Regions from separate parts of the Homo sapiens genome. Here all the other regions are linked to region 1. A link is a contact called in ENCODE Hi-C or POLR2A ChIA-PET data. All regions are on one chromosome and are shown on one strand. Each heading gives the region's core, a stretch centred on a gene start or an enhancer-like site at or near the end of the contact. The rest is flanking DNA. Distances are from core to core; before and after follow the strand shown. Region 1 holds the start of NFXL1 (nuclear transcription factor, X-box binding like 1). Region 2 holds the start of OCIAD1 (OCIA domain containing 1). Region 3 has its middle 17 kb from the start of GABRA4.

What was found. A loop is a pair of places that touch in the nucleus more often than their neighbours do. ChIA-PET counts read pairs that join two places held with the same protein, here RNA polymerase II (POLR2A). Pooled maps may share reads with other maps.
Region 2: a loop to region 1 is called in a map of B cell, with 17 times the contacts of the local background. The contact joins the promoter of OCIAD1 here to the promoter of NFXL1 in region 1. A Hi-C loop is called at or near these places in 8 of 168 maps with a recorded cell type or tissue (B cell, CD4-positive, alpha-beta T cell, CD8-positive, alpha-beta T cell and 3 more), 6 of 37 single-sample maps with no recorded cell type and 25 of 50 pooled maps. POLR2A ChIA-PET finds 5 or more read pairs at or near these places in 1 of 52 experiments (WTC11).
Region 3: a loop to region 1 is called in a map with no recorded cell type, with 8 times the contacts of the local background. The contact joins the enhancer-like site here to the promoter of NFXL1 in region 1. A Hi-C loop is called at or near these places in 2 of 37 single-sample maps with no recorded cell type and 5 of 50 pooled maps. POLR2A ChIA-PET finds 5 or more read pairs at or near these places in 1 of 52 experiments (naive thymus-derived CD4-positive, alpha-beta T cell).

What each region holds. Positions count from the first base shown.
Region 1 is chr4:47,913,071-47,916,093 of GRCh38, forward strand. It overlaps NFXL1 (nuclear transcription factor, X-box binding like 1), which reads right to left and starts at 1,513. Exons shown (of 23, transcript NM_001278624.2): 1 at 1,295-1,513; 2 at 899-1,135. The coding sequence starts at 1,133. It overlaps LOC101927157 (a long non-coding RNA gene), which reads left to right and starts at 1,157. Exons shown (of 3, transcript NR_125879.1): 1 at 1,157-1,634. RefSeq lists enhancers at 381-1,067, 1,068-1,753, 1,264-1,493.
Region 2 is chr4:48,829,634-48,832,656 of GRCh38, forward strand. It overlaps OCIAD1 (OCIA domain containing 1), which reads left to right and starts at 1,455. Exons shown (of 9, transcript NM_017830.4): 1 at 1,455-1,616; 2 at 2,987-3,023. The coding sequence starts at 2,992. RefSeq lists enhancers at 1,023-1,402, 1,245-1,808, 1,809-2,371.
Region 3 is chr4:47,009,549-47,012,571 of GRCh38, forward strand. It overlaps a transcript of GABRB1 not described here. Among named protein-coding and RNA genes, the nearest start is that of GABRA4, 17 kb to the left of the region's middle. Within about 2 kb of position 1,508, at least 2 of the 41 ENCODE cell types and tissues checked have a DNase peak (open chromatin) inside an H3K27ac peak, as active enhancers do.

The sequences.
Region 1 (3,023 bases), core at 263-2,762:
ACCTTATCATCACGGCCATTAACTGCATGCTAAGAGAATACCACCTACCTTTCAAATTAGCCTAGGAGAAAAATCATTCAAGATACTCAATTCTGCTCCACACCCCCCAAAAAAATGTATCCTGAAATGCATTCCAAACACAAAAATAAAATGATTTCAGGGATTATTCCCTCGGCCCCATGCACAATTGTGTGTAAGTCCTCCCTGGCTCCACGAAAACATGGTCTTGGATGAAAAGTATTGATATATCGGAGGCAACACCAGATATGTCCACAGAAGGACATGGAATTTGTAAATAGGAACTACAGTCAAGGAAGGTATCAAAAGCTCAAGTGCTTACAAGGAATAAGACAAGTCAAGAAACAAAGGCAAAGGTAAAGATGACAAATGACACCTGGCTCCAGAAATGAGAGAGAATGTGAGATGGAATGCCCAAGTCCAATCTAAATGGGATTTCTGTGACTCAGCCGAGCTGACTGTTGCCATGCACAAAGATAACTAAAGCCACAAGGTTGTTAACCAGATTTTTAAAAACGACAAACAACCGCTGACAATCAATCCACATTTAAAACTCTGTGTTAACCAAACAACATTATAGACCAAATCAGAACACCGGGCCACAATTTACAACTGATGGTCTGGAGATTCAAGTAGGCAAGAGTGGAGGGAAGTAACAAAGGTAATACCACCTAAAATTAAGATGAAAGAGGTGCGATGGAAATCTACCTAGAGTGCCGAAAAGAGCAGCCACCCGAAAGGCTGGAGAAGTGGGCCCGATAACAAACTCCCGAACGAGGGGAAAAGCAGTGAAAGAAAGAAGGCGAGGGCGGAGGCGGTCCTGACTAGTAACTGCCTTAGGAGGCATCCAGGTGAGCACGCGGGCGGGAGCCATTCTCACCGCTGGCTGCGGTAGTCTGCAGGGCTTGGGATCCTGCGGGGCTGTGCCTGCTCCCTGCAGCCGCCGTGGTCGCGACTCCTCCGGGACTGGTGCCAGAAGGAACTGCGCCCACCGACCCCTTCTCTCGCCCTCCTCCGGCGCCGCGGAGATGGACTCCATTTCCTGAGGGGGCGGCAGTGGCCCGTCCCCGGGATCGGCCTCGGCCACCGGCCACCTGGCGCCAGGAAGCTTCCATCCCTGCAAAGGAGAAAAAAAAAAAAAAGAGTGGAAGGAGGTGAGCGCAGCGAGGACCGAGGCGAAGGAGGGTCAGTGCGGAAACCCGGTGTGAGGGGCCGAGTGAGGAAGGTTCCTGCAGGGCGGCGACCGGGTTTTAGGAGGTCGCGGCCCTGCCTTTACCGGAGGGCGAGTCCCCGCCAAGCCCGGGCTTTGGAGATGGACCGAAGAGGGGAGGGAGGACTAGGTACAGAAATAAACCGCGGAGCAAGAAGCACACAGTGCCGAAGACAGAAAGCCGGAGGAGAAGTCGAAACCGCCTCCTCAGCCTCTGCGGGAGCGTGGTAGGGGAAGAGTCACAGACTGACCCTGCGTCTCCCGCCGGGAACCAACTGCAGTGGTACACCCCACGGAAAGCTACGTCTCCTTACCGACTGCGCACGCCCCCAACAGACTACAACTCCCAGAAGCCCCCGCCCGCGTTCCGGCGACTGCGTGGCAGCACGGGCCGCTTCCTTATCCGGTAAAGTGCGGGGGTTGGGTGGGAGGGAAACCCCAAGCGCCTGCGCTGGCCCGAACAGGCCTTTGGGAACTACAACTCCCGGCGTGCTCTGGGGCTAGGGAGGGGTCGAAGGTCATAGGGGCGCGTGGTGGTGGAGGCGGGCGGGTCCGGAGGGTTTCGTGACCCCACAATTTGCTTCTGCTTCTGCAAGACTGCCCTAAACTCACCTGGGTATGAGGATTACATGGCTCTGTCCCTAATTGGCTCTCTGCCATCTTTTATTAGCCTTGCCTTTGAGCTTGCGGATGACAGGAGGTGTCAATGTAAAATAATCAAAAGCGCGAAGTTTGAGGATAGCCTACCTAGAAACACCGACTCCAAGGAAGGAGTCAGCGTTCCGAAGTAGAGATTTAAGATTTCACTTATATAGGCAGAAACTGAGAGGTTTTTTAGCAGGATTACAGCATTTTCTCATACAAGGTTAGAGAATAGTTACAACAATTTGATTATAGACAGTGTTTCTTTTTGGGAAGTGTACATTTAACATTTTTCATAAAGGATTTTCTGTCATCTGGTCTAAGCAAACCGGGGCAACAAAGCAGAAGTTAATCTATAAGGATCATTAAGAAGGCAGGAAGTTTTTGTCCTTAACTTCGTTTAATTCTCTCTAGCCATTGTATAGAACAAGAAAAATAAGAAAGCAAGTTAATCTATAATCTGAGAAACAGAAGTTGTAACCACGTGTAACTCAGATGACAGTCACATCTCTCTCCAGGCTTAGTGAGTTTTAGGCTCCAACAACCTTTAAACTATTTATTTTCATAGGGAAGTCTCACTAACAGGAAAGGCACTTACATTGAAAACGCTTTGAGGTTGGCCACTGTGAAGGAGGGAAATTCGGGGGAGAGTTGCAGGAAAGTGGCTTGAGTAGTAAAAGTACCCTTCTAAAATGCTAGAGCCAATGTAGAAAATAAATCTAAAGCCTGTTATTGTCATAGTCCTTTGTAGTGTGCAATGAGCTTTCCCTGGGACATGCTAATTTTTACCTTCACAGCATCTCCCTAAAGTAGATTTTGTTAAGGAAAATAGTTGAGGGCCAGGACCTAAATCTTATGATTTTGCTGAGTTTTCCAATAAGATACATGTGCATATATACTGACAGGTAGATTGCAAAAATTCATTCTGGGGTCTGTCTGGGATTGAGAAACATATTGATGGCTTATTGTACAGTCCTTCAACTTAGTTAATTCTTCTATTTTAACCATAAATTTCTATTATAATATTTAGATAGCATTTATTAGATGTCAGGCACTGTTTAAAGTGTTTTACGTTATGTATTAACTAATTTGGTACTCACAGTAACCGTGTTTATTATCCCCGTTTTACAACTGAGAACACTGAGGCACAGAG
Region 2 (3,023 bases), core at 205-2,704, 920 kb after region 1:
CATCAACTGAAGTCTCAGACAAAAAGCCACGTTGAACATCTGGAAGAACAGTGGTCTAGAAGAGGGAACAGCAATTGCACAAGCCCTGGGCCCAGAAGTAAATTAGCTTGTCCCAGGAACAAAATGAGTATTAGTTACTAATACTGATTATCTCAGGGATTTATTTGGTTCTATAAAGACTTACAAGCCAACATCTCTGTCCTAAAGGAGCTCTGTAACAGAGACAGACGTAAGTAAAAAAGATCACTATTCAGTGCAAAAGTACATTGCAGTGACAGCAGTATGGACAAGCTAAGGACTAAGAAGGAAGAGTGATTACTTCTCTGGGGTGTATTTCAGGGAAGGCATCACAAAGGTGGTGATGTAAAAGCAGAATTTTGAAATATCGTTAGAATTGACAAAGCAGGGAGTAGAGTTGTACTGGGGAAACAGTGCACAGAGAACACTGAGGGCAAAGACCTCCAGGCTGTTTCTTGTTAGTGAACCCTGAAATAGAAGAAAGTGACGCTCAAAAGGCACAGGCACCACCAGGCCATGATGGGCCTTATATTCGGTGCATGACTGGAGCTATCAAAAGACTCCAAGGAAGGAAACACAGCGTTGGATTCGTTTCACGTGACTGTCTCCCTTAAGTATGTCTTCGGGAGAATAAATGTTAAATGATAAAGTGGCAAAGGGGCTCAGAAAGAGATGAGAAACCTGAGAGGCTTTGAGGGGTTGACAAATAGTAGGACTGGATTTGCCCACTGTTTAGTCACTAATAACTTGCAGTACATGGCACTAATAAATACTTCAGGAAGGAATGTATGAAAATGAGTAAAATGCTGATTGGCTGGGTGTGGCAGCACCATGTCTGATGTGTAGAAGTCGTGAGCCCCCTCATTAATAGACAGTGATGTGTTGTTTTAATTCTAACAACCCTATATGTAATTCCACTTTTCAGGTGAGAAAAACCGTAGCCTCAGAGAGATCACGGTACCCTGCCAGAGGTTGTAGAACTTGTTGGAAACTTGGATCAAGAGGGTGTGACAAATAACCAGGTATGCATGCTTAAAAATTACTTTCTACTACTTAGCCTACAGGCTCAAAGAATGAAATTATCTCATAAAAGAGATAATTTATAAAGTCGCTCTCAAAAGAGGGACAACAGAGGGTTCCGGAACGTTCCCGCCAGCCGCCACGAGAAGACCAGAGAGGTGCATCACAACAGCCCAAAGTCAAGCCTACTCCCAACCCCCTTCCCCGCCATCCAGGGAAGGGGCGGGGCAGGGTTCTTGGTCCGCCGCTGTCGCCTGCGCAGTCGCAGTGCGGCTCGTGGCCGCAGCTGCCTGAAAGGGCAAAGGGACGAGTATACGCATGCGTCTATTCCTAGGCTGCTGGCTCTCAGACCCGCAGTGAGGTCTGACGTCATTTCCTGCCGTAAGTATACAGTGCCTCCGGGTCGCGGTCATTTTGAGCCCCTGTCTGGATGACTTCTTGCGGCTGTTCTACCCCTCCCCCTCCCCGCGGTACCTTGCACTTTTCTCCCTCCCTGCCCCCTCTCGAGTCCACCCTCCGGGCCTTCTGCCCCTGATCGCTTGGTTTTCCTTGCAGTCGCCTGCTGCTGTCGTCGGGAGGTGGGTGAGGTGACGCAAACAGCCCCGTTGTTGCCCTCCGCGTATCCCCTCACCACCTTTGCGGCCATCCACGACTTTCGCACCTTCCGCCATTTTCCTGCCTGTGAGGGTGGACAGATCGCGCTCGGGTCTCGGCCTCCTGAGTGCCGGTGACTGCGGGAGGCGACGGAGTGCTTCTGGGGGTGTGAGCTGGGGAAGTTCGTGGTCACGGATGCGTGTGGGGTTGCTGCTCAGTCTGTAACGGCAGGTGGGAGACGGACACTGGGTGGAGGATGGAGTGCGGTAATCAGCGGTTGTAGGCCGCTTAGGCTTTAATCCAGCGTTGTTTTGTGTAAAGAACTTAAAATGGTATTGTCTTAAGCGCCGTGTCAGCCCTGACAGTCTTCCTGGTGTTTCTAGGAAGGATGCCGTTATGGGAAATAAGAGGGTTTCATTTTTTCTCATACGGTTGTAGGGTAAAGGTAGTTTATTCAGCAGGCTCCATCCATCCATGAATTCAGCTGACCTTTTTTATTTCTTTTCTCTAATTAAGGGGTTGGCATGTAGTAGGCCTTCATGGCTTATTGACTGAATGAATTATGGAAGGGCTCAGTTGCTGTCCTCATTGTGTATGCCATTTCCTGTTTCCATGCAAATTGTTTTTAAAATGAGAATAATCATGATCCCACGTAAACGTTCTGTAAAATACGGTTACTTGATCTGTTGGTCTGAGTCCCAATATATGAGTTTTTAAAAAAAGAACCAAATAAAAAATGTATATTCTTGGAATTTTATGCATTTTTTTCTTATATTCTTGGGGTGGAAGGAAATTTGGAGATACAGAATTTGCTGTTAGTTTTACCTCACAGGGAGAAGGATATGTCGTCTTTGTTATTCCATAATTTTGGAGTGCTCCTTTGTGGGAGAGGTTGAATGTTTCTGATGATTATTTCATTTTTTAATATGGAAGCTCAGAAATGACTTGAAATTTTTTTTCTCTTCTATTTTGGGGAATTATCCTAATCATTGGGCATAGATTCGAGAAACGACCAAAACATAGGATGTGAAAGAACCCACTTCCAGGAGGAAAAAATATGTCTGTTATTTTATTGATATCTTGATAGTAAAAAAAATTATAAACTTATAAAACGCATATGCTTTTTCAATTAAGGGACTTAACCTGAATAGTGAGTTCCAAATTAATCAGTAGGTCTGTTACTTTTTCATCTAGCTATTTACATGTGGAGTACGTAAGATATAGTAGTGTTTAATAAATATTTGTTGATTGATTGCTGTGTAGACTAGTAGTTTTACTATATCATACGTCTTGATTTACTTTGACCTATCTAGTGATAGTTTCTAATACTTAATATGTAATGTTTTTGATACAGGAAAGATGAATGGGAGGGCTGATTTTCGAGAGCCGAA
Region 3 (3,023 bases), core at 258-2,757, 900 kb before region 1:
CTAATAAGTCCAGTTGTAGAAACCAAGTTTATGACCATTGACAAGAGGCCTCTGGTTAGCCAGATGATGTCAAAGTCGTATGATAGCATAAAATCCATACCATTGTGGATTATCTCCAAAGGTACTCTGGAATTTGATTGTAGGAGTGGAGAAGTTAATTGGTTGAGGTGATTTAAGTTGGGGGGTTTTAGGGCCTGTCCACTGGATAAGGAGAAGTGTGCCAAAAACATTATGTATTGACCACTGAGTGATTGAGGTAGTACTCAACAGGTGGTCTTCAGCCTGGAACGGAAATAAATAAAACCAAGAATGTGATGGTGGTCACCATTTGATAAGCAACTGAAAGTTTCATCCAAATTCAGTATTTTTTAATGGATGTGTATACTTTGAAAGCTTCCTTTTTAAAGGCTCTACTAAACAGTTCACAAAACAAGACATTCGGATGAGCTGTGCAACTCTGTGCAGATAAACTTTACCTACCACAGCTGACATTTTAACCAGGCTTCTGCTCACCTCTGGATAAATTTGGCTGTTTTGCTGCAGATTCTCAGCCAGCCTTTGCTTTGGTGCATACTCAAGGAAGCTTTCTCAATGAGTGGCACACACTGTCTTGTCCTTCCTTTAATAAGTAATGAAACAATGCAGGAGGAATTGCAATCACCAAAGTATTTCTTTTTAAAAAAATGTTTAAGATGTAATCAGATGATCATGTTATCTGAGCAACAAACTATAATAAAATATAGCCAGTAAAGCTAACCAGACCCATTTGCTGACTATTAGAGCAGTAATAACTTTTTACATTATTTAGTTCAGATCTCTGCCTCATCCTTGCTTAAGAGATGAGAACCTGAGGGGTTAAGTAACAAAATAAAGATCACATCTAGTCAGTTAATGGTAGTTAGGTCTCCTGCCTCCTACTCTAATAGTCTGTGAATGATTGCATAACAATGATTGTGTTGCACACTAATGAAGGAAATATTGTAAGCAATGCAGAGCTTACTTTATTTTGTCAATGCAAATAAATATGATCAACTCAAATGTTGCCACATTTCCCAGTAACTTTTATTATTGTGAAATTATCATGCCATCACCATATATTCTTATTATGTAGCAAAGTTCCTGAATCTTCCTCCCCAAAGCTGGAATGTTGTTGGCTCTGACCTAGTGTCATCCTGACTCCTGAACTTCTTAGCTGTTTCACTTTTGGAACATTGCTTCTCCACTCTGGGTTTCAGTGTCATTTGCAAAATGAGGACAATGATAGTGCCTATTTCATAGGATTTTTATCAAAGATGAAATGTGTTAATACATGTTAAAACTATTTGAAGAGCTCCTGGAACATAGTTAGCACTAACAAAGTGTTAGTTCTATTAATAACTCACACAGTGGATTTTTGAACCTGACACTTTTTTTTTTTAAACTCATTGCCACTGACAGAGAGTCCTTCTTCAGCTAGAGGTAAAAATCTTAAAAGTGTTAAAACATTAGAGAGTTAACACGTTGGTGTGAATAAGTTTTAGTCAAAGTGAAAGTGAAAGCATTAGACTAGTTGCAGTTTCAATGGTAGATGAAATTCAAAGGTCAAAGTACCTAAAAATTGAGAGGAAATGCAGCTGTGTGGGAAACATTAGCAGAAAAAGGTGGGAGGGCCCAGGGACAAACTTCAAAGACTTTCCTGTTTTGCCCAAGACCTCACCTTATCATTGTTGCTGCAAAAATAAGGCCACAGGTATGAGCTGGACCCAGACCTGTGATCCCACTCAGGACTGAGGGAGCTGCAGTAGGTATTAAACCCAGCTGTGAACTGTCTGGGCGGCAACTACAGAGAAAAATGGACAGCAAGAAGGATGTGAGCTGAACTGAGGACTTCTACCTTGGGTACTGCTTGCTTGGGGCCAAAAACTAGGTGCAAGAATGAATAAGGGTAAGGTCCCAAGTAGGGTCAAATGGTTTTGTTTGACCATTTGGGAAACAGAAACATATCAGACTCAGACTCTGAGGCCAAGCTGCTCCCAAAGAGATCATTTGTGGGCATGCACATCTGTTCTGGTATGTTCCAGTCATGGTGGTGGGGTACATGAGTTTGATTAAGCCTTGCTTCACTTTGTATTTTTCATATAGTTTCAATCTTAGGGTAGCTCATTTATTCATATTCTCTGAGTAAAATGCACTTCTTAATAAAGGGGAAAAACTTCCCCTTTTCAAGCTTTAAGATTTGTACCTAAATCTAATTTTATGTTTGATGAATGAGTATAAATCTTCCCACCAACTATATATGCTGTATAGGCTTCTATAAAAATTCTTCCCAATCATTAAAAGCCCATTTTAAAAAATATTTCCAAATACAGGAAAAAAAATCCCACAGTAGAATATGATATAATAAACATCTAGGTACTCCACACTGAGTGCTATTAAATTCTAACATTTGTCAAAATTGATTCAGAATTTAAAAATAAATTAATAAAACATTACAGATACAATTAAAGCTTCCTGAGTATCCACCACACTGTCCTTCATTTGAAAGTAAACACCATATTGAATTTGGTAGTTCATTTCATGCACACTTATATATTTTTACATGTGTATACAAAATAAATACCATGTAACATTATTTTTTGTTTTAAATATTTTATATATAATATCATCATGCAAATTGATGTTTTTAAATTCAGAAGTACATGTGCAGGTTTGTTACACAGGTAAACATGCATCATGGGGGTTTGTTGTACAGATTATTTCATCACCCAGGTATTAAGCCTAGTATACATTAGTTATTTTTCTTGACCCTCTCCCTCCTCCCACCCTCCACCCTCTGATAGGCCACAGTGTGTGTTGTTTCCCTCTATGTGTCCAGGTGTTCTCATCATTTAGCTCTCACTTATAAGTGAGAACATGTGGTATTTGGTTTTCTCTTCCTGCCTCAGTTTGCTAAGGATAATGGTCTCCAGCTCCATCCATTTCCCTACAAAGGCTTTTTATATTAATTTGTATTTTTGAGATTACCTATGTTTAAACATTGTCAT